3 separate regions of the Homo sapiens genome follow, and regions 1 and 3 are each linked to region 2. The links are chromatin loops, found by intact Hi-C in ENCODE. Cell type or tissue: PC-3. All regions are shown on one strand.

Region 1 (8,000 bases), 180 kb before region 2:
TGGAATGGGGATCCAAGGTGATTAAAAAGCACCAGCTTTGCGGCACTCAGACCTGTTGCCACTCCTGCCTCCAAGCACGGTGTTTTCTTGTAAAAACTGGGATTCAAGTTTTCATCTCTCATGAGTGGTGAGGAAGATGGACATAAACAATTAGAAGTATAAGCACCTTCCCATCTCCATTTTGAAGTCCTCCTTCTACCTCCCAAACCTTACATTGTCTTCTCCAAAGTGGCCATCCTGCAATGCCAGTGAGCCTGGCCCTCAGGGAAGGACATTGCCAGAGCTCTTTCCTCCTCCTCCTCCCCTGTGCCCTCTCACAGCACCCGGCTCACTGTATACCAAGCATTTCTTTCAGTTTCCCTGAGTTGGTGAAGTCTTGTTGAAATGATCCAGTGTGGTCTCAGTTCTGCTGTAAGAAATTGGAGCTAGGGTGCAAGTGTTAATAGTTCAGAGGTCTTGGGGCAGGGGTAGGGGAACTTTGAGACAAGAATGAGGCGGAGGAGGAAAGGCCCAGCCACACTTTCTCAACCTTGCAAAACCTGAGTTTTGCTTTATGAAGGCAACTAGTCATTCTCTTTATCATCTGCACTGTCCTGTTAGCAACTCTACTGTTTTGGTTTCTTTTGGGGACCATTTTTCCCCCACAAAGAAAGGCCTTCCTACAAATCTAGGGCTTTTAGTTTTAAAAATTACTCCATGAGAGTTACTACGTACGTGATCATAAGTATAGTAATATGGCATTAAGTTTAGAGGTTATTTATCCATTCACTAATTTACTCAGCAAATATTCCTTGAGTGCCTCTTATGTACCAAACACGATTCAAGCCCTAAGGATATAACAAATAACAAAAAAGACAAAATATCTACCCTCATGGGTCTGATATGGGAAAGATGTCAACAACGACAGCAAAATAGATAGTTTCAGTTAGTGACAATGAAGAAAAATGAACAAGGAAAGGGGGTGAAGAGTGATGAGGACATGGGGAAGGGAGAGTAGATGGGCTAGATCCTCTTTGGAAGGTATTTCGGTGGACACGAGAGTGAAATGAGGTTGGAACTATACAAAGACCCAGGAGAAGAACACTGAGGAGGTAGAAAGGTCCAGAGGCAAGAAACAGGGCTCAAGGAAAAGCAAGAAGGTCAAAGTGACCAGAGCACAGTATGCAAGGAAGGCATGGCAGGAAATGAGGCCACACTGGGCGGGGCATTGTAGTCCACAGGAGGAGTTTGGGATCTTATTCTAGGCATACAGTAAAGCCACGAGAGGATTTTGAGTAGTGGAGTGACATGGTTTGATTTATGGTTTTCAAACATCACTATGACTGCTGTGTGGAGAACAGACTAGTGAGGAGAAAGGAGGAAGCAAGAAGACGCACGAAACGGCAGCAGTAGCCCAGGCAGGTGGGGTTGGCTGGCTTCATACACTGCCGTAGTGGTCAAGGTCATGAGAAGCCATCAAATTCAGCGTATCTTTTGAGTATGGAGCCAACGGAACTTGCTGAAGGATTGCATATGGGGTGTGAGAGAAAAGTGAGTACTCAAAAATGACTCCTAGGATTTTGGCCAGAGTGGCTGAACAGCAATGCTATTTCCTGAGAAAGGGAAATGTGGAGAGGGAGCTGGTTTGGGATAGGAATCATGAGATGTGTTTTGGACGTGTTGACTTTGGGATACTTATCCGATATCCAAGTATCTGGAGCTCAGGAAGAGTCTGGGTCTGGAGCTGTAAATATAGGCATCATCGTTGATCAGATGAGGGCCATGGGACTGGACAGAGTTACTCAGGGAGGTGGAGAAGAGGATAGGTCCAAGGACAGCCATAGGGCTCTCCAACACTTACAAACCTGGAAGTGAAGACCTCACCTGAGCTCACCCTTCCTGGTCTCATGGTTTTGTGGGAATCTCCACTTGGTTTCCTAGCCCCCCATCCAGGATCAAGTTTTACATCTTGGTGGCTTAAGGCTTCTGCCCATGGGGACTTTGGAGATCTCACGGATCTAGTCCCTGGCCCAGGTCCTGGTGGCCTTCTTGTGCTCTAGTCAGAAGCCCTGGGTTCTCTTCACAAGCACGGAGCCTGTGTCTGGACCTAGAATGAACACACTGATGGCTCCAGTCCTAGTACTGTTTCCATGTTATACCTGAACCACAGAGTTGATTATTTTGTGACAGGAGACATGACTATTTTGTGACACTTTGATTTTCCCCAATGCCATGTGTTTGGTAATATGGGGCGGGCCATCTAGGAGGCAAGGGACGTTGCTGTCCTGACTGGGGAACCAACATTTTGATTTTCAAGATCATTTTCTCTGTGGTTTAAGCTCACTCCTTGGATCTCTCCAAACACTGGTTGTCGCTGAGTCATTCACTCTATATTTATTGACAGATACTATGAACCTTGCAAAATACAGTATAAGACATGGTTCCTGCCCTCTAGGAGCTTAGAATCAGGCCAGGCAATTGAAAATTGCTAGCATAAAATGAGGAACAGTATAACTTTATATATTCTTGCTTGGATCTGCCCTGGCACAGTGCTTAGCACATAGAGAATTTTCAACAAATGTGAAAGGAACAAGACCATAGAGGGTCATCATTGTCCAGTGACCTTTACCAACCATGAATGCTGCAAGATTCAGGGAGGAGGAGATGAGTAAGGGCTAGTGTGGTTGGAGAAAGTGGAGGGAGATGCAGTTGGAAGCCATGAGGTCAGGGGTGGCTTTAAAGAAGGGCAGGCTTGGGCCCCAGAGAAAAAAGAGAAGCATTGCAAGTGAGGAAAGAATGTGAAAAAGTAGAAGATTCAGCCCCCCTCAGGGTGTTGGGATCAGCCTGTGAAAAAGTTGAGGACATCTTGCAGGGATAGCAGGTACACACTACAGAGGTCCCAAAAGCCAACTTGGTACCTGGAGAGAAGGACTTTGCCTGCCGCTGCTTTGCTCTTCTGGAGGTTTGAACTCGTAAGGAAAAGAAATTGTGATTTCCTTTAAGCCAGAGTGAGAAGTGGCCCAATGTCTGACAGGCCTTAGAAGGGCAGCATATTTGAAAAGAGAAACAGAGGCAGGGAAGACTCCTTCATCCTGGGGCCACAAGCCCAGCACCTGGGAAGTTCATTATTGTAAGTACAAGTCCCATGGACCTGTGACCTAAGCTGGTGGCTGCCCACTCACCCAAAGCAAAGCAAACAGCCAAGGCGGCTGCCTTGATAACACTCTTATGACCAGTCATGAAAAGAATTAGTAATAAAAAAAATCACCTTACTTTGACAGAACGCTCTAGACTAGAGCTGAAAATGTGTTTCCACCTGCCTTCTATCTCTTAAGCTTCACAACAACTCTGATTTAAATATTCATGTTCTCTCCCAACAGGAGATGTACAATGTCAGACTGGCCCCAGGCCTGCTAATTGGCAAGGCCACAGTAAGTGTGTACCCCGGGGCACTGAGCTGTCCACCTGGGGTGATTTTATTTATTTATTTATTTTTGAGATGGACTCTCACTCTATCGCCCAGGCTGGAGTGCAGTGGCGCAATCTTGGCTCACTGCAACCTTCGCCTCCTGGGTTCAAGTGATTCTCCTGCCTCAGCCTCCCAAGTAGCTGGGACTACAGGCGCCCACCACCACGCTGGGTTAATTTTTTGTGTTTTTAGTAGAGATGGGGTTTTACCGTGTTAGCCAGGACGGTCCCGATCTCCTGACCTCGTGATCCACCTGCCTTGGCCTCCCAAAGTGTTGGGATTACAGGCGTGAGCCACCGCACCTGGCCAACCAGGGGTGATTTTAGTGCTCCAAGCACCAGCACCTGCTCTCGTTAGTCACACAGGAGGAAGACACACTGGAGGAAGGTGTGACCAACTTCAAGGCTGAAAACCAAATGGAAAGTAGAAGGAAGGAATGGATGATTCCTAAGGTTTCTGTGGTGAACATGGATGTGAGCCATTCAGTGTTCCAGGGGCTGGCTTTCTTACCACGCAGGCCTGGATTGCAGCTAGCTCTGTCCTTTAGACCTCTGCCCCTGTGATGAGGAAAGGAAATTGCCTTTCAATGACTAATGTGAAAGGAAAATAAAATCTCAGGATCCCAAACTCACTATATCAAAGGGAAAGTTAAGCTTGGGAACTGAGTCATGCAAAAAGCTACCTTCCTTCTGTTCCCAAACAGCTGTAGTTTTATATGTTTACTTTATCTCATGTAGAATGTAGATCTACTGAGCAAGATAGGAATGCATGCTTGACTTCCCCACCACTCCGTTCTTCTCACATGTAAAATGTAGCTTTACTGAGTGCCAATCAGAGCCTCACAAGAATGTGACCACTTGCCTCATTGCCTGCCCTCTCGCCTTTTTTTCCTTTCCTCCTCCACTTCCTTCTCCCTCTCCTCTTTAAATATCAAAGTCCTCAAAACCCTCTTTGGAAAAAGCGCAGGACACAGATCCTACTGGGACCCATGTGTCTCTTTCCTGGGTGCATCCTCAACCTTGGCCAAATCAGCCTCTAAATCAATTGACATCTGCCTCAGTCACTTTTTGGTTGACACTAATAAACTCATGTTTAGGTACCTTGGCTCCAGATCATTTTATTTCCTACCTCACAAGGACAAAATCCCAATTTAAAACAAATGCTCAGCTTACCAAACAGAAAAGGAAAACAGTAGAAGATAAGAAAACAAAACAAAAAAGCATGCTCTGGGCCATCTTTGTTCTATTATCATATTTTTGGTCTTCTAAATGAAGCATCTTTACATGCAAATCCATTTTTGTGTATTTTGACTGATTGCTGGCAAGGTAGAGAGAAATAAATATTTCTGGAAATGGGCATGGCATAAACATATCATTAGCAGGGCTGCAGCTTTGTGTGTGTGTGTGTGTGTGTGTGTGTGTGTGTGTGTGTGTGTGTGTGCATGTGGTTTGAAAAGATGTTTATGGTGAGTTCAGTCAACAGACCCTCCTATCTTCTCTGTGATCATGTCTTTAAGGACCTGGGAGCACCAGGCCTGGGGAGGATAGATGGGAAATGTTCTTGGAGCTTAAGGAACATTCCAGATCTTAGGCATTGATTAAGCTAGAAACCCACCATCTGCACACTTGCTCATAGCCCTTCTGATCATATTTCTTAATTTTTAAATGTCTGAAGCGTGTTTAGGTGTCCCCCATGACGCCGATGTTGCTTTAAAAATTCCAGCTGTTGCAGAGCTCTTCTCAAGGATGTTACTAGGCAACTTAGCGACTGCAAGGGGGAAGGTGTTTCTGACCTCCAATTCCAGTAGAGCCCAGGCCTGTAAAATACATGTAAACAGGCAGTTGTGACTTTTTCTTTTCCTTTTTAAAAATCAGACTTAGTCACATTGAGGTCCTGCTCCAAGGCAGGAGGATTGAGTGTAAAGATGTTAGCAGCTGAGTTGAGATGGGAGTGTTTTCACGTCTGGGATATATTGCTTTGTCTAACAAGGTGCCCCAGCAGGCTTCCAATTGTGGTCTCCCCAGACCCTCCCAGCTGCACAGGCTGATTGACAGACTGTGGGCAGATGCGGTGCCAGACTCCAATAAAGAGAGGGCCTTGGGAAAATATAAGGCAATTATTGATGGGCAGCAATCCACTAATCAGACAATTTCAAAATTAATCCCATATTCCCTTACTGTATTAGCTTTCTTTCTTGTTTGTATTTATATAGCAAATTCATGACTTCAGTGAAAATTCTTCCCTCCAGCCCAATTATATCTCTCTGAGGACATTAAATTAAAAAACAAGAGATATTGAAAGTGGCTTGCAATTAGTTTCTTTAGTTAAAGGTGCTGCATGCACTTAGCAACTGTGGCGCTCATCACAGGATGCATAATAATAAAAGTAAACACACGTATTTTTTCCTGGGCTTGACAGGGTGAGGGGTTGATAAGAATAATATGCCTGGCATTACTCTGGACCAGTGATAATGGGTTAAATAATTGTGATTTGATTTGTTAACTGATTAGATTTGCATAAAATCCTACTCCAAACTCCTCAGGATGCTCTGCCTTCCTTCTTGCTGTGGTCCATCCTCCCGCCTTCCCTTGCCTCATTAAGAATGTACATTTTTTTTTACAATAAAGTCATTCAGAGAAAACGCGATCAGTTTCTATCACAGGTTTCCCATGCAGGATAACCTTCCAAGTAGTGGTATGAAGCTTTTAAATATACATAAATACATTTCAAATATTTTGCCAGTTACTTATTATGGAAGTGAATCTCTTTATTACCATTTCCATCCTCATTTCATCTCCCTTCCCTGTCCCCTGGTTTTTGTAAGTTTTTTGTTCTGTTTTGTTTTATTGACCTGAAACAGCTGGAATTCTCTTTTTGTTCACTGCAACAATTGCTTCTGCAGAATGCTTCCCGATTGCATAAATTTGCCACTTAAACTGAGGAACGTCAAGCATCACTACAATTTGGAGGAATTATAAATGGCCAGAAGCTCATTTTGGCCTGAAGACTGTGGTTGTTGAGTTCTGCCTGATCGTCCAGCTTTGGCAGTCTCTCCCCCCATAACCCCTACAAGTTCAGTATGTTGCCATCTGCCCCATATAGAAGTATATCCCAAGAAAAAAAGGACAAGCCCATTATCTTTGCATCCATTGAATCTGACGAGTTCTGAAGGAGGTCAGCTTCTATTTCAATGAAGTACTGGTGAGTTGAAGAAGAGAGCATTGGGATTTTAGGCACTTTCCCCAACATCTCATAGTTTAAATTTCTGGTATACACTTCTATGCAGATGAGTCCTGTCCTCCGGCAGGAGGAATTGATGCAACTCTGGTCCCGCATCAGGACTCAATAACTTCAGGTACCATTTGATTCTCTTCCCATTCTGACCCTGGCCCCAGTTCTACAGGCAAACCTTGTTGCTGGTTTGGAAATAGTCAAGCCATTTAAGCCATTACTCTTCCCTCCTATGCCTGGGATGACATTTGCAATCAATCATTAAAGTCTTTTTCTGGAATCAGTCTTAGAATCTTGTCTTAGATTCCTAGAGTCTTAGGTGAATCAAGTGTTGGGGGCATCCAACCAGTTGAGTCAAGAAGAAAAGGCCAGACGTAAAGAAGCTAAGAAGAGTGAGGAGGGCTTTCCATTCCAGATGTTGAGATGAGGAGTGGGAGAAAAGAAGGCAGAGGAGAGCCAAGGAATAGAGTGGAGAATATACAAAGTGTGTGGTGGAAACCATGAGGAGCCCAGTCTTCCAGGAGCAAAAAGGGCAGAGATGAGGTTGCAAGAGCAGGTAGAACCAGAATCTTGTTCAGCCTTAGGCCCCAGGACTCACTGCCAACTAATCAGAACTGGTATGCAAACTGGCCAAGAAAAGTCCCTCATCCAGACCCAGATCTGGGGCTCAATTTTCTGTGCCTGCATCCTTGTTACTGTTGGCCTTCCCAGAATACCAGTTTCCTTAAGAAGAGGACCCTGGGCCTGAGGCATGGCCACTTGCTGTGCAGCTTTCCTGGTGCCACTGTCTCCTTGATTCTTGGGGAATTGCTTGTTCCTGGATGTCCGATCTTTGGATCTATGGGGAGACCCTCCTTGAGACCTTCATTGTCAGACTAGCTCATGCCCATTAACCCCTGTCACATCTGCTAATTCATGCCCATTAACGAACTCATGTCACATTCTGCTGTTACACTTGACATCCCCTCAGAAGCAGCTATATCCCAGCTGATGTGTCTAGTTCCAGGTCCCCATCCCTGCTGTCATCCAGACAGATGGAACATTTGGGAGATGAGGAGGAGATAAACCATCCCTTTACTGAATTTTCCTATGCTGTGCTAACCCATGGAGGGGAAGTTCAGAAGTATCTCAGAGGAAATGCAGAATATGAACTTTTCCTTCTCTGAAAAGTAAATTGTTAGAAAAGAGAAAGGACCAAAATGACTAGGGTAGTTTAGAGCTTCAAATCAGTGTCAGATTAGAAATACAAAGAGAAGACTCACCGAGTAGGCATGGAGGATGAACAGCAGGCTTAAAATATGGAAGAGCCACCATGTGCAAC
Region 2 (8,000 bases):
GAAAGTTCTTAATTTGAATGAAGTTTAAATGATCAATCGTTGTCTACTCTTCAGGAAGACACTCCTGCTTGGGCTCTCTCTCTGCTCTCTGCTGCCAGGCTACAGGCTGTTCTGCCTGATCTGCATGTGCCTCTCCCACCCTTACTGCAGATCCCCTCCTCTCTGGGGATTTGCTCTGTTTGCTTGACAAAGACTCCCTGGATGGAGACTGAAGCTCCCTGGATGGAGGCTGAGCTCCACCCTGGGCTCATTCACCAAGCAGAGGTGATTCACTCATCCTTATCAAGTCCTTCCTGGCTCTGGTTACCACTCTCCTACTTTGAAGGTGATTTTGACACTTCCTCCAGTGTCCTCTTATCAAGGGAATGCTTCTCAAGATCTCAACTCTACAGGATTACAATATAAAGTTACTTTTCATCTTAGGAACAAGATCTTATATCACAGGTTTAATGTTGACACTCCAAACTTGGGCCCAGTGTAATCCAATCAAAATCTACTCATATGGCTGTGACCATCTCATTTCATATCTCTAAGGTACTATTAGAACTGCCCCCTCTTCCTCCCTCTAAGGGGTTCTTCAAGAGGAAGTAAGGAGATTTGCAAATGCAATCAAGGAAAAGCAGAAGTCCATAAACTTGGATGAAAAACTTACATTTTCATTTCTACCAATCATTATTTAAAAATTAGCATTTCTTTTCATTATGAATGTAGACAACAAGCTACAGATGCATTAGCAATACCTGTGACTTTCTCACCAATAGAAATCACAGATACCTTCATATCACATTATAGTTGTTGAGGATATTTTGAATTTATCATTAACGCTTATCATTGTTTCAATATCACAGAAATTATTAGACTCACCACTAGATCTTGCATTTGATGTGCTAACAAAGAAATATATCACAAACTTATTTCTTAAAAAAATCTTGATAATTTTATTTCTATATATATATATTTTTGTTTTTGTTTTTTTTTCTGAGACAGAGTCTCGCTTTGTCACCCAGGCTGGAGTGCAATGGCACAATCTTGGCTCACTGCAACCTCCACATCCCAGGTTTATGCGATTCTCCTTGCCTCAGCCTCCCAAGTAGCTGGGATTACAGGCACACACCACCACGCCTGGCTAACTTTTGTATTTTTTTTAGTAGAGACGGGGTTTCACCATGTTGGCCAGGTTGGTCTCAAACTCCTGACCTCAAGTGATCCGCCCACCTCGGTCTCCCAAAATGCTGGGATTACAGGCATGAACCACCGTGCCTGGCCAATTTCAATATAACTTACACGTTTAGAAACATTCTGAGAAATAGTCTGTACATTTTACAAAACTGCCAAAGGGTCCCACGCAAAAAAAAGATTCAAAAATTCCCATCAACTAAGAGATCCTCTTAAACCCATAGCAACTTAAAACCATTCATTGACCTATGCTGATAAACTAGCAGCCATGCGTCTGCATTGGGTGGTGCTGAAATCCACTCTATCTTTGTGTTTCCTTGACACAGGGTTGTAGGGGAAGGGTGATGAATCTCAGTGGGCCCAGGCATGTGGCTCCAGTTTTCCTTCCCAGTTTTCCAGTGGGCCTGGGCATGTGGCATTCCAAGGATCCTGAAAGAATAGGGCATCTCTTTTGCAGGTCACAGGAAATGGGTAGCTATCCAGCTAAATAGATTTCATGCTTGACTTCAGTGGAATAGCTCAAATGATGATCTGTTTGGGAGAGTAAATTAAAGAGGTAAGTGGGCATGATGGTTTTATTTGGTTTAACTTTTGCTGGTTTAGTTGCTCCCCTAAGCATTTTTTAAAAATATAGACCTCTTCTCCCAGCATCCCGCTCTCTCAAATTCTGGCCAGATCCTGCTTCTCAGGGAGCACTAACTTTGAATTAGCTTGGAGGGAAGGCCTTACCAAGAACTCCTTTCTCTACAAGATAATCAAAACATGACCATTCTTTTCTCATAACTCCAAATACACAGTCCCTTGGTATCCACTGGGGATGGGTTCCAGAACCTCCCAAGAATACCAAAATCCACAGATGTTCAAGTCCCTTATATAAAATTATATGGTATTTGCATATAACCTATGCATATCCTCTTATGTAGTGTACTTTGTCATCTCTAGATTACTTATAATACCTAATACAATGTAAATGCTTTGTAAATAGTTGTTATACTGTATTTCTTAGAGAATAATGACAAGAAAGAAAAGCCTATGATGCGTTCAGTACAGATGAAACCATCCTTTTTTTTTTTTTCTGAATAGTTTCCATCCGAGGTTGGTTGAATCCACAGATACGGAACCCACAGATATAGAGGGCCAACCATACTGAGTCCTGACTTCACCCATTCCTTCTACCCCCATCTCTCCTAATCCTTAAACTTCCTTGCAATTCCTGGAGCAGAATACTCGTGTAGGAGTCAGGGGTTGTCTTCCCTTCCTAGAAGCAATGCTTCTATGTTCTCATTTGATGTTGAATAAAACATTAAACAGAAAAGCTTTGATAACATCACATAAGAGTCTATTTCCTTGGCTCACACCATGAGAACTAGTGAGATCCCCAGTTCCTCAAAACTGGGGAACAGTATGCTTCATATTGCTATCTAATATGACCCACCAACCCCATCTTCCACCCTCCACCTTCCCCTTGCATCCTAACCTTCCATTTCATCATGCAAGCTGCTGTAGTCGTGAGTTGTTTTCTGAGACGAGTGAAGGACCACTGACATCTATGTCTTCTGTAAAGAGTAGTGTAGACATGGCTATAACCACCACCTCCTCCTCTCTTCCCCATTAACGTCACTTAAATTTTGAATGTTTGACTGTGCTATTTTCAAAGACACTGTAGCGGATTCTGCACATGACATGCTTCCAAGGCACTATAAGTTGTCTGTAAAAAGCTAAGGCTGTCACTTGTTATCAGGACCTCTAACCAAGTTGTTGAAGTTGACAGAGTTTTATTAGCTCTGTTTTTGCAATAGTCTGTCTTATTCTGGAGACAAATGGGGAAACTTTGCCTTCACACTGGGTTTGTTTTATAGCTCTTAGATGTGTAATACAAATGAATGATGTTGAGCCATTTCCAGCCTGCAGTGATGGGTGTCAGTTTCTTGGACACCACTAGGAAATCTGTAACGCTGAGCCACGTCATAGTGATTCAAAGGCAAGCTGTCCTGGAGACAGGGCTGGACTCTGTGACTCACAATTAGAACTCTGTGATTCTAGTTCTGACCCTTCTTGTAATGACTGTGTGGCCTTAGATAGGTCCTTTCATTTTGGTTCCATTTCCTCATCTATAAAGACAGAGACCTGGATGAGCTCTAAGTCCATTCCAGCTCTGTCAGTTTATTATTCTAATAAATGAATTACCAAAAAAGTCGTGAAAACATCCAATCAAGAAAAGTAACTGTGATTCTGTTTTATATGGTGTTAAAGATTCCCACTTGACTTTTGAGTCTCTTTACTCAGTATATGTACCCCAAGGTTCTACTAGATTCCCATAAACTATTCTTTAAAATTGACCTTGGGCCAGTATAAAATCCTGTCTTATTATCCAAGGCCCAGATTCTGAGTTGTAAGAAGGTCTATTTAAAATGGTATGTTTTTCTTGCAGCGATTGTTAAGTGGTCAGGTTTTATGATGTTTTAACATTCATTGCCATTCATTATCTAAACACTGTTCTATAATCCAGGGAGTGTGAGGTTAATAAATAGAATGGAATTCATTCTGGGTTTGATTTCATCTGCTGATTCTAGTGGAAGTCTCTTTATATCTATTCCTTCTTTCTCAACATGTTTAAGCAGAGAAACTCTGGCTCTCTGTTCATGATCTTAAATCTCTTTGACTTTGGGGAAGGAAAAAATGTTGCTGTCTTCAGCCCCAAGTTCAACAACTGTAAAATGCGGTGACATGTCATAGGAAGAGAAATCCATTCATCATCACTACATTTTTGAGTGACTTAAATATTCACCATATAACAATATGAATATTTAAATCACTTACTTGCCTTTTTACTTTTAAAACAGAGAATTTTTCCACCTGTATAATGTTCATGAGTCCTAATGTTATAATGTTACATTACATTCATCTGTTCCATTTTATAATGCTCCAAGAAGGAACAGTAGGGAAAGAAAGCTTCACAGTACACGATGGACATTTCACAGTCCAGCTGCATCTCAGGCAAAAGGCAGCCCTGTTGAAGCTGCTAAATGTTCCACTTCACCTATTACGATTATGGATGGCACAGATGGATTTTTGGAAGGCTGTGTCCTTTTAGCCAAGTTATTCTCCCATTGAACAAGGCGCTCACTCTCCTACCTTCCCATTTCTGACTCCACCACCACCACTCCCTCCTAAGTACACACTAACACTTGGACTTGGACTACATTCACCAAAACATATAGTTTCATTAACTGATTGCTTTGCTGCACTCCAAATGGCCTAACATTTTGTAGCTGAAGGAGTGTAAATCATGCCTTATGTGGGCTACAGTAGGATGTGATGTTTAGAGAAAGGAAAATATGCTTCCTTATAGAAGCAAGAGGCACTAAGCCATCTGGATTGTAGAGAAAAAAATTTGGTCATTCATTCTGATGTTTTGTCTGCGTAGTACCAAACATCTGGAAGTTGGGTGACAGACTGAATTTTTCACATCCAGATATTTCTGCATTATACTGAAACACAACTATATATTTTTAAGACTTTAAATAGTAAAAGCATAAAAGATGTACTAATTTCACATTTTGAGGTAGAAAAGACAAATGAAACTGAGGCAAACTTCTGGTTAGTTCTTTATGTAATATGCTATTTTTGTTTTTCAAAAGTCACTTTCTGCAACTAAACTCTTAGAATTAAAATAACTATGAAGAAATATCCCCAGAAATACTGAATGTGTGTCATTAAAAAGCACAATTTAGACTGTTGCTTAACAGCTGAAATGTTCACATACTGCAAATTCAGGTAACACTTGGACAGTTAAAAGCAATTATTCCGAAAAATAATTGCTTAGTAGTTTAAGAGAGTTTCATTCCAAGTGACTCTGAAAACATTTATTCCTTCCACACAAATGAGAATGCATGGTCAAGGTTCTAACGGGACTTGCAAGGAGACTTTTCAGACCTTTTCAAGAATCAGTTTTGAGAAATGCATTTAATGATGCAAAATAAAAATTAAGATTCCATCTGTTGGAGCCACCTTGAACACTTGTCAGAAGAACACAAGCAGAAAGGAGTATTTAAGCATTCTGTAACACGACCATTTGAAAAAAAAGTAAAATATTTTGTGTTGTTTTGAGAACTGCATTTTTCTTGTCCTCTCACATTAAGTGGCCTTGGATCTAAGGCTTGTTAGAAGACATGTTCAGAACCTGTTTCCTTGTATTAGAAGACACGGAAATCTGGCTCTCAACTGCCAACAGGCTTCGTGGGCATTGCTATGCCATGAGAATTCTAATATATTTTTCATTATTTCCACAAAGGCATATAGAGTGTGTACATTACACACAGCAGTATAATTGAGCTGAACTGGCCTGGTGCCGCGTTTTTGCTGACTCAGCACATGGTTTCTCTTTCCCAGATTACTAAAACAACTTTCCTCTGAGGTAAAAGCTCCGCAGAAAAGCAAAGGGGAATAGAAATACAGAGGGGCCTTATTTTCACCCTTAATTATACCAAGTCCAAAGGCAAATGCAAAATCAGATCGAACTTTTTGAGGCTTCAAAAATAAAAAAATGTCCCCCTTTGCTTCTCCTCCCAACCCCTGCGCCCGTGGGAGTCACAGTAAATTAGAACCCAGCTTGTTTTTCAGCGATGAATTTGCACCGGGCCTCTTGCGCTTGGGGTGGCGTCCTCGATGCGGATTGCCCGTGCCTTTTTTACGCTTTGTGTACGGTATTTTAAGCGAGGCAGGCCAACCTCGTTTTGTATGGACTTGCACCAGCAAACATTTAAGAGTTTCGCATCAAGGATACTGCATATCCCAGACACTGCGTACAAACTTTTAGGACTTGGGGTCACAGCACTTGTTCCCCTTCTCCGCCCGCTTCAGCGCTAGAGCCTGCAGAGATTTAGGGTCATGTGTGCGCGCCGGCCCACAACATACTACTAAGTGGCAATGGCCGGTTCCCAGACGCATCCAACATCCTTCAAGTTCGGTTTTCTGCTCCCTAACACACTCAGCCATTGGTGCAGCGGGAATCACTGGGCTCCGATTAGCACGCGGGACAGAGGCAGGCGGAATACTGTGAACCTCCGGTCTGCCCCCCTAAGCCCCTCATCTCCCCCATGACCCGCTAGCTAATCAGTGCAAATGCCGTAGGAGGCCAGGCCCGCAACTGGCATTCCAGAGAGCGCGGACCACCAGCCGAGCTTTAAATAAGTGCAGATGTGACAGGCAGGGGAGACCCAGGGAGGGCCGCCTCTCCCGCCCCGCACCTCCCTCCAGGCTCAGGCCGGTGCGCCGCAGGCAGCAGCCATGCACACAAGGCGCCCGCGGGCAGTAATGTTGCCCGGGACTGGGGCGCACACCAAGTGACTGCAAAGGGAACGGAGGCCCGCGAGTTCGAGGGCAGCGCTGGAATGGTGTGAGCCCCGTCACCCATCCCTTCCTTGGCCCTACGGCTTCTTCCTGAAGAGGCTGGGGGATAGCGGCCCATCCTCGCCTCCACCCGTCCGACCGTCGGGAAATCCCGAACCCGGCTGGCTGGAAAGCCGGGAAGGTCTGGCTCATCCGCCGCAAGGCCTAGCCCCACCGCCGACAGCCGGGAATCGCCCCCACCCCACACGGAAATGCACCTTTCCGGTTCCCAGCCCCGAGCTGGGAGCCGGGCGAGAGGGCGAGGTTGCAGGCGTCTCTGCCTGCGGGCGGCGGTGTGCGGTCCTGGGCGTGCGGGCCGCGGCGCGGGGACAGCTCAACTCCAGGACAGCGCCACGCGACCGCCACCGCGGGGTGGGGCCTGACCCGGGGCGAGAGACCGCCCTTGGAACCGCGACCCTCAGCCTCCGCTCTAGCCCGACTGCTGGCTCCGTATCTACAGGGCTGGTGGGAAAGCAGAGAGAAGGAGGAAACGGACCCTGGCGCGCCCCGGTGTTTCGTCTGCCCGGAGCTAGACTCCGACTGTCTTCACAACTACCATCCCCAACTACCCTACCTCGGGCGGCTCCACTCACTCCATACCGGCCCGGGTCTCCCAGCCCGCGCGGCCATTCTCGCCTACGGTCTCGCCCTCCAACCCGGGCTCAGCTTCGGGTCGGAGCAAACCCGCTTTCGCCCGTCCCCGCCCGTCTCCGCGGGTGCCATTCCGTTCGCCCAGAGGGTGGCGGGGTTCGGAGCTGCAGAACACTTGGCTGCTGCCCGCCGACCTCACCCCACCAGCCCCCCCGTCTCCCCGTCACCCCGGTTCCCCAGTCCGTGGCGCTTCCCTCCCTCCAGTCCGCGCGCCCGGCCGCCGCAGGAGCGGCTCCCCGCCTTAGCCCGCAGGCCGCGAGGTGCACGGCCCTCTCTACCGAGAAGCCTGACCGCCCCGGGCCTCCCCGTCGGCCTCCAGCGCCTACACCCGTTTCGGCGCCCACTCTTCGTTCTGCGCCCCTAGATGCCCATCGGCTGCGGGAGAGGCTCCCGGAAAGCTCGGTGGGGCCCCGCGCAGAGCCCGCCCGCCGGAGCCGCAATGCTGCCATGGTTTCCCCGCGCCACCAGCCAGGCAAGGCGCGGCGCGAAGGGCTCTGGGAGGAAGCCGTCGGCACCTGCGGGCACTGCACCCTCCACTCCCCGCCTGCCGTCCCCCGCCTGCCGTCCCCCGTCCGCAGCGCCCACAGCCACGTGCGCGGAGCGGAGCTGCTCCCGGCCGGGGGCAGCCCAGCCCCCGGCGCCTGAAGGGGCCGCCGCGCCCGCCCCGCACCTGCACCCTCCTCTCCCACTTGCCTTTCCATCTGCGCGCGGAAATGCCACGGGCTTAGAACAAACTTTTATTTTTTTTCAGCGACATTCACGAGAGAGACGAATAGGACACG
Region 3 (8,000 bases), 100 kb before region 2:
ATGTGTTAGTCACCATGCTAAGCATTTTATATACCATAAACAAATGACAAACTAAGAAAAAAATATGGCATCTATGAAGGTTAAAGTTTATCACATAGAAAGAGCTTTAAAAATCAATAAAAGGTATGTCCCAAAAGAAAAATGGACAAAGGACAAGAATTAGAGGTTTGCAGAAGAAGAAATACAACAATCTCATTACCTTTTTCTAGAAGGCAGTTCCCATTTTATGGATGAGGAAATTGAGACCACAAGAATTTAAGTAATTAAAGTTATACAACTAGTGACCTGAGCAAGAATATGAACCCAGATAGTCCAGAATCCAGGCAGGGGTTATTATATTTTCGTTTCATAGATAAGAAGGCTGAAGTTTTATTCATCTACATTTGAACCCATACTATTTAAAGATGTCATTGTCCACTCTTGACATCAGCTTAGCCAGCTAGCTGCTCTCCGGCTGAAGAAGTGGTAGGAACTAGAATTGGGGTTTTGAGAAGGTGAGGGCTCGGGTGCTTGCGCAGACTGAAGTTAGAAGTGTTCAAATGTGGGTTCTGCCTCTCCCACAGTCACTCAGCTGGTGAGTGGCCAAGCCAGGCCTCTGGTCCAAGCCCTCTGAAGGCAGAGCTGATGCCTTGTAACGCAGCTCTCAGCTGACTTTGGCTTCCAGCTCTCTCTGCAGCCGTCGTGGACACAGAGGATCCAAGTGAAGTGCAAATACAGCTTGACTTTTGTAGCCTGCTGAGCGGTGGTAGATACCTAATCTGGGGAGATCTCTGATTCCTTGACTCAGAAATTAGCATGTAAGTGCAGAAACCTAATAGCCAACAAGAGACAAGGTCTATAATATGGTTTAATTGTTTCTATTTGTAATCTGAAATGACCTGGCTGGATTGCTGGGCTTTGGGCTGGGGCCAGGTCCCTTTCTTTATTTAATAGATGTTTGCTACCAGCTGCTGGGGGAGCCTTCCTGTCTGTATTATTAATATGATATAGGCCTTTGGTTTCCAGTATCATCTCTTTGGAATTTCTATCTCAGATCCTGTGCAAATGAACATAATCCCCTGGCAGGAAAGGCATTTTGGCGTCCTGGCATCGGCCTTAGAGATTCTGGGTTTCATATGAGGAATGCCAGATACTGTCAACCTTGGCCTCGGTCAACATCTCTGTCCCTGTCCGCACCCTGCCACTAGGGTCTGAGTTTAAGTCTGGACCAGGTGAAGGAAGCCTTGGGGTGCTCTAGCTGCAAGGGAGGTGGCTGCTGGCTCAGAAGGACTGTCATTCAGTTACTCTCCCGTCATGGGGAATGCAGAACAATTTTCTGAAGATCTCAGAATGGCTTTTGGATAACCAAAAAGAGCTGTGTTGGGGGTACAGCCCACCTTACAAATCTTTGATGAGCAGGACGAATCTTTACTCTTTAAATGAGATTGTGCTATACTTCCCACTTTCACAAAACATAACACACGCAGAACATAATAGTTTGACATTCTAGGGAAAGTAGATGAGGTGCTAACAGCCAGAGGACGTTCCAGGTCTGAGGGCTCTGGCTGCCCCAGCCGCTGAAAGGATATGGAGCTCAGTCCGCCGAGAAGCCCACAGGACTTGGGAAGGTGTCACAGCCAGCTGGTTGGGAAGCTCTCTCCCTGGGATACGCGGAGTGGCTCAGCCTAAAGACCATCAGGCTGCCATTCATTTACTTGACATTCACCCACAGACATTATTGAGCACCTCTCCTATGTCAGGCATCACGCTTAGTGTTGGGGATCCTGGGATGGGCAAAAGCAGGCACCTCTGACCCATGACCTCATGGCACTAAAGGGTCAACCAAAGGAGACAGATATATAAGTAAGTGGTTTTGTCGCTTACTAAGAAGGCTTGCGCAAGTCACTTAACGTCTCTGAGCTTTGTTTTCTTTGTCTGTCAAATGAAAATGAAAAGCATGTACCTTATGGGGTTGTGAGGATGCAATGAGGTGATACGTATTAAACAGCCTAGCACAATGCCCAGCTGGGCAGGAAGAACTTGGTAAGTGGGAAAGCTCTTGATACACAGTGAAAAGTGTGTACAAGGTCATTAGCTTATTATTCTGCATCTCTTATTCTGCATTGTCTGATGATATTTTACAGTGGTTCCCCAAAACAGGTCTTCAAACAGTTGCATAGAATCATTTGGATGGGGTAAGAGGAAGTAGGGATGGAAGAGTAGGGAGGACTGTACTAATCAGTACTGCTAAATGTACTGATTATTCTCTTCTATTCCTGGAATGTTCTAGGAAAAGTAGACAAGACTGCTTGCAGCCACTAGTCCAAGGTCTCTGTGCCAGATAGGCTTAGGGAATCTGTATTTTTTTCCCCAAGTTTTCCAGATGATTCTGATGCAGAGACAGGTCTGAGAAATGCTGGTATGGTTGCCAATTTGGGGGCCATGGTCCACATTCTACAGCCATGAGTCATGAGAATAGGCGTCTGCCAGCCATGGTGGTGGAACTGATACCATCCCCCACCAGCTAACTGGACGAGGAGTGGACATCTAGCTTAAACGTTGGCCATCAGAATTTCTTAGCCTAAAATCTGGAATAAGGAACAAGAGATTATATTTCGTGTTCTCCTCCTCCTCCTCTTCCTCCTCCTCTTTTTTCTCTTTTTAAAAAAGTGTCCTCATCCATAAAACAGGACTGATAACACTTACCTCTACCTCCCAGGCTTGAGTGATCCTCCCACCTCAGCCTCCCTAGTAGCTGGGACAACAGAAATGTGCCATCACACCAGGCTAATTTTTAATTTTTTTGTAGAGACCCCTATCTCTACAATAAATTTAAAAATTAGCCTGGTGTGATGTTGCCCAGGCTGGTCTCAAACTCCTGGACTCAAGTGATCCTCCCACCTTAACCTCCCAGAGTGCTAGGATTAGAGGCATGAGCCCCTGCGTCCAGCCAAGATTCCATTCTTGACTAAACTTTTGAACAAAGGAAAAATACAAATTTAGGACCAGTGAGTAGGCTTCTTTCTACTTTGTGGACTGAGTTTACAGAGAGACAAGAAAGAAGTCATTGGAGGGGGAAGAAAAAGAGTCTCCTGGGTTCCCCCATGGCCTTCCATTTTCTGATTCCAGAGCCTGCCTTAGGCTCAGCTGTTCTGGCCCTTGGGTTCTGTGAGAACTGCACTTGCATGTTGAAGTTGGCTTGAGTTGGTTTCTGTTTCTTGCAATCAAAACAATTCTCCTTAATAAAGAAGGGGACCCTATTTATTTTACCATAAAGAAGTGAGAGGGTTTGGAAAAGAAAGGTGATTGAACCAGGGGTTCAGAATTTACTTACTTAAGTTCAGGGTCTTTTGTCTCATACCATCTTACTTAAACAAAATTTCAGCATGGAGTAGCCTCAACCTTGGACTTGAAGATTTTATGAGCTGCTTCTCATACCTAAGAATTGTGTGTTCTCTCAACCTCACTCAGTCCTGCAACCTAGAACAATAATGTTGACTCCTTACCTTTGTTGAATGTTGAATGCCTTATGGTTTACAAAGCCCAGGTTACATTCGTAGGATGCCACTAACATGACTGCTCATGCAGTGTATCTCCTGTGCTCTGAGCATTGTGTATATGCTATTTAAAATTGTCATTTAAAGGAGAAGCCTCCTGCCAGAAACTTTACAATCAGGCATGTTTCCTTGTGTGGATGACACCACCAAAAAAAATGGGGTTAAATTAAGAAAGAAGGTAGATTTAATCAGCAGCGTGGAAAGAAGCAATGGGTGAAGGGGGTAGGAGGTGGGGGCACAAGCCCCAGAAATCTTCAAGAACAGAAGTGACATGATCAAGACATATATTTGTCTGACATCAGGGGCCACAGCCCTGTCCTCTTGGGTTCTTTACCAGCCCTGGACTTTTACATTTCTGAATGATGAAGTCATCGTGTGTGAACCTGCCCCAGTGCACTGATTCTGAGTGACCAGTTTATACCACAGTAGCCCAATGTTAGTTCCTAGTCTCACTAAGCCCATTTCCTCGTCATAAAACAGGACTGAAAACACTTTCAGTGTATTATTCAGAGTTCTCCAGAGAAACAGAACCAACAAGGGGTGTGTTTGTGTGTGTGTGTGTGTGTGTGTGTGAGAGAGAGAGAGATAGTAGACAGAGAGCAAGAGAGGGAAGACAGAGAAAAAGATTTAAATAATTGGCTCACATGATTGTAGAGGTTCAAGTCCAAAATCTGCAGGGTAGACCATGAGGCTGAAGACTCAGGGGCAAGTCATGGGCTGAGTCCAAAGGCAGGTTGCCGGCAGCATTGCTTCTTGCTCTGGGAGGCAACTCTTTGTTCTGTTAAGGCCTTCAGCTGTTTAGATGAAGCCCACCCACATTATGGAGTGTAATCTGCTTTCCTCAAAGCCCGTTTAACTTGATTTAAATGTTAATCTCATCTAAAAAATACTTTCACAGAAACATATAGAATGATGTTTGACCAAATATCTGGGCACTATAGCACAGCCAAATTGACGTAAGAAATTAACTATCACAACTTGTCTCATAGGACAGGCCTGAAAGCTTTAGTCAGAAAATATGAAGGGTGTTTTGTAAATTGTAAACCACTTTGTACTGCTAAGGGTGATGGGAAGAGAGGATCTTTACAGATTCCTCCCCGACTCCCAAGAGAGAGTGTCCTGGCCCTCAGAGGGTTAAGGAACCCCTGACCCCATTGCCCTTCCACCTGCTGTCTGAGCTGTCTCGCCTCATGCAGCCCTTCAGGTGAGGGGCACTAGAGAGGGCCTGGAGTTGCCTGACACCGGATACTTCCTTCCTGCCTGGATTAGAGGCATATTGTCAATATCATGTCTGTGTTTACTAAATTAACAAATGGACTTCAAGTTAAACACTGGGTGATTGTGAGACAGATTTTTAAAAAATGTTCCCCGGGCTCAGGGGATCACTCACAGGTGATGGGATGTTTGCCTTTTTTTTTGGACTGCCGGCCTTTAACATCATGTCACTTTAAATTGCTTTTCATGGAAAGCTGCCTCCCTGCCATTCTTCAGCCTCAGCAGAGAGCCTCCGGGCAGGCATTTCTGTGCACAGCTGGAACCCTGCCTTACTATGGGGCGAACTTCTTTCTTCTGGGCCCAACAGAGACAAATATCCTCTGAACAGCGGCTCCAGAATGGAAAATAAAGTGAATGCCTTGCTCATAGGCACTCCCCACTGGGGATTTCTACCAATGGGCAGAGTGGGGCTTCCAGCCAGTTTTTTGCAGCCTGCTAATGAACAGGTGGCACAGAAAGCAAAGGTTTCTCTGGGAAGCTGGCAGGACACCAGCATCTGGCCTTCATGTCTCCTTTGCATCTAGATGTGATCAGGTCCACATCAAAATACCCAGAGATTTGACTGCATCTTCGCATTTGCTTCTGGAGAGCTGGTGGTGGAGAGGGTGCCTCCCTAGGATAACATAGCTCTGCTCCTGGGATACACTGACTTAAACATCTCTCAGTGATGTGACATACCTTGAACCCAAGGAGGCAGGCTGCTTGAGAGCAGGCCTTCATGTAGACAAAGTGATGAATATCTTTTGTAGATTTTCATTTTGGGCTTCATTTTGTAGCCTATTGATTTTTAATGCTATTTATTTTGGAAAGCCATTAAAGGGAAAGAAAGGAGTGGATTTCAACACCTCCACCATGTGCTGTTCTGCAGTTGTTTCTGTAAGGCAGCAAAGCAGCCATTTGGAAAGTGAAAGACTTAGGTCAATTATTTTTCTTTCCTTGGCTTACTGGACAGCAAAGAGCTGGTTTAACTGAATTGACCAGTTGTTTGATGAACCAATCAATCAGCAAATATTTGTTTTGTGAGGCCTGTGAGCAAGGCACTCACTGTTTGATTAAATCATGTGATGAAACAGAACAAATAGACCTGTCTTCTAGGCCCCTTGCAGACCGTCTAGCTGTGTGCAGCTAATTACCCTACCACCTCTAATTACAGATACACGCTCAAACTCAGCACTTTTCCTTGAACCAAAAGTTAATCCTAGAAATCTGGTAATGCAATTACTGTGCTTGTTTCAACAAGTGAGAGAGAGAGGGAGGGAGGGAGAGAGAGAAGGAAAGGGAAGAAAGAGAAAGAGAGAGAGGGAAAATATGAATATGCTCCATTTATGCAGCCCTACAATGAGGGAGGGTTATAAAAAGACTTTTATACCCAAGGAATAATGAACGTCTGTAATTGAACTTAGTTTGGTGTCTAAGATTTGGCTTTGAAAAAGGAGCCGGAATCAACTTTCCTAAGTGGTCTTTAATGTGTTCCCAAGGGTTTAGCTTTTTCATTAGCTGAGTTTTTAATTGATGTCAAAACTCAAAGTCAGGACAATATTTTAAGAAGGAGAAAAGAAAGAAAACACTGAGGAAACACACAAAACAACCACAAAACCCTTAAACCACAACAGGGAAAAAAACCATGTCTTTCTTTTAAACATCATCTTAGTATAAGGTAAACTGATCTGTCAGATAGGCTTGTCATATCCACATATTTTATAATCCAATATGTTCAGGCAAGAATTTTGGCACGACCTGCCAACAGCAATTCTGAACTTTTCCTGACATTTTAAAGAGCACATAATATGTTGGGGGGAGGTGGGTTTTGGGGAGTCCTTAACCCTTTCATTCAGCATCTGGGAGTCCTTTGGAAATATGCATCGCCTAAGAGCAGCACCCAGGGGAGGACCTGTCACAGGCACAGATGATGACAAGGCTTGAGCTCTGACAGTGGCTATTGCCACAGCCCCCACCTGTGGCCTCTCCCCAACCTGTGCATCAGGATGACCTTGAAACCAAACCCTCTGTTACAAATGAGCTCACTTGGAACACCATCCCATTCAGTTCAGCTCATGGAATCACAGAGTTGCATGGGACTGTTTGATGATTTAATTCAGGTGTGCTCAGTCTTGGCTGTGCATTGGAATCACCTGCAGTACTTAAAAAAAGGACAAAAACTGATGTCCAGTCCTACCCAACACTTGTCAAAAAGAATCCCTGGAATAGGCCCTGGCTAGTGAGACTGCTTCTAAGTTTCCAGGTGATTCTAATGTGATGCTAGGGTTGAGGACCACAGTACAACCTTTAATTTTACAGATGAGGAAACCGAAGCCCCAAGATGGAGGTGAGTATCAGTGTCTATACCAGGAATCGTATCCAGGCACGAGTCAACTTGGTTGCTTCATGGTCATTGAACACCTGCAGAGTGCCCAGTCCTGCCTGGGACACAATGGGGATTACAAGAAGAACCTGAAGCTTGCTCCCTGCCCTCAGGCGTGCACAGCCTCGGTGGGGTGGCAGAACTGATGGATGAAGCAGTCAAAAGAACACCACAGGGCACTGTCTAGTCAGGGGCTGAGTTTCATAACATCAAGTGCCAAATCCAGACTACAGTGTCCTGGAAGAGATGCCAACAACATGGGAAGTATTACTGGAGTCAGGAAGTCAAAGGCAGAGCTCAGGATGGGGAGATGTGGCCAGCAAAGGAAAGGAGCAGGCACTTCAAGGAAAAAGCTCGAGTGACAACGGGAGGTTGGAATGAGGGATGCCTGGGTCACATGCTTTGGTGGCCTTTGAAGGAGAAAGCTTAGGCACTGGGGGAAGTGTGTTAGATACGAGGAGGGATTTGGGACAGAGAGGCTGATGCTGCCGACAGAGAAAATTCTCAGCAGATAGGCGTAAGAGTGACTGCCTGCTCTGCATGGGAGGACATCACTGAAGGTTAAAATGAAAAGGCAGAAGGGACCCAACATGAAGATGCCTTTGGTGAGAATGCTGTTCTTATGGGTTGGTGCCCACGTCATACCAATTGTTAAATATTTTAAAGATCTTCCCAGCATCACATCCTTGGCCAAGTGGTGCCATGTACTTTGGGGGCATTATCTTGAGTTGTGCATTTTGGGGAATCCTGTGCTTCTGCAGGGAGGAGGTGGCTAAAGCTCGGTGACTTCTGGTAGAAGTGGCTGGAGAAAGGCTTCAAGTCAATGA

The links. Hi-C counts contacts between places; a loop is a spot of excess contacts. Peaks named below come from ENCODE experiments on the same cell type or tissue, not always from the same donor. Only the 100,000 strongest peaks of a DNase experiment are listed, where the experiment ranks them.
Region 1: a loop joins it to region 2, with 4 times the contacts of the local background. A loop is called at or near these places in 3 of 110 quality-filtered maps.
Region 3: a loop joins it to region 2, with 4 times the contacts of the local background. A loop is called at or near these places in 7 of 110 quality-filtered maps.

Annotation. Positions count from the first base shown.
Region 1 is chr2:45,350,158-45,358,157 of GRCh38, reverse strand. No RefSeq gene overlaps it. Among named protein-coding and RNA genes, the nearest start is that of LINC01121, 99 kb to the right of the region's middle. In PC-3, no CTCF peak of the experiment used is centred here; a DNase peak (open chromatin) is centred at 4,067; H3K27ac peaks cover 3,448 bases.
Region 2 is chr2:45,168,847-45,176,846 of GRCh38, reverse strand. It overlaps LINC01121 (long intergenic non-protein coding RNA 1121), which reads left to right. Exons shown (of 6, transcript NR_033831.1): 5 at 1,634-1,732; 6 at 2,260-2,506. Among named protein-coding and RNA genes, the nearest start is that of LINC01121, 82 kb to the left of the region's middle. RefSeq lists enhancers at 5,760-6,389, 7,255-7,755. In PC-3, a CTCF peak has its summit at 7,873; a DNase peak (open chromatin) is centred at 3,136; H3K4me3 peaks cover 3,984 bases; H3K27ac peaks cover 7,390 bases.
Region 3 is chr2:45,271,534-45,279,533 of GRCh38, reverse strand. No RefSeq gene overlaps it. Among named protein-coding and RNA genes, the nearest start is that of LINC01121, 21 kb to the right of the region's middle. In PC-3, no CTCF peak of the experiment used is centred here; DNase peaks (open chromatin) are centred at 983, 2,423, 3,503, 3,923 and 1 weaker place; H3K27ac peaks cover 6,691 bases.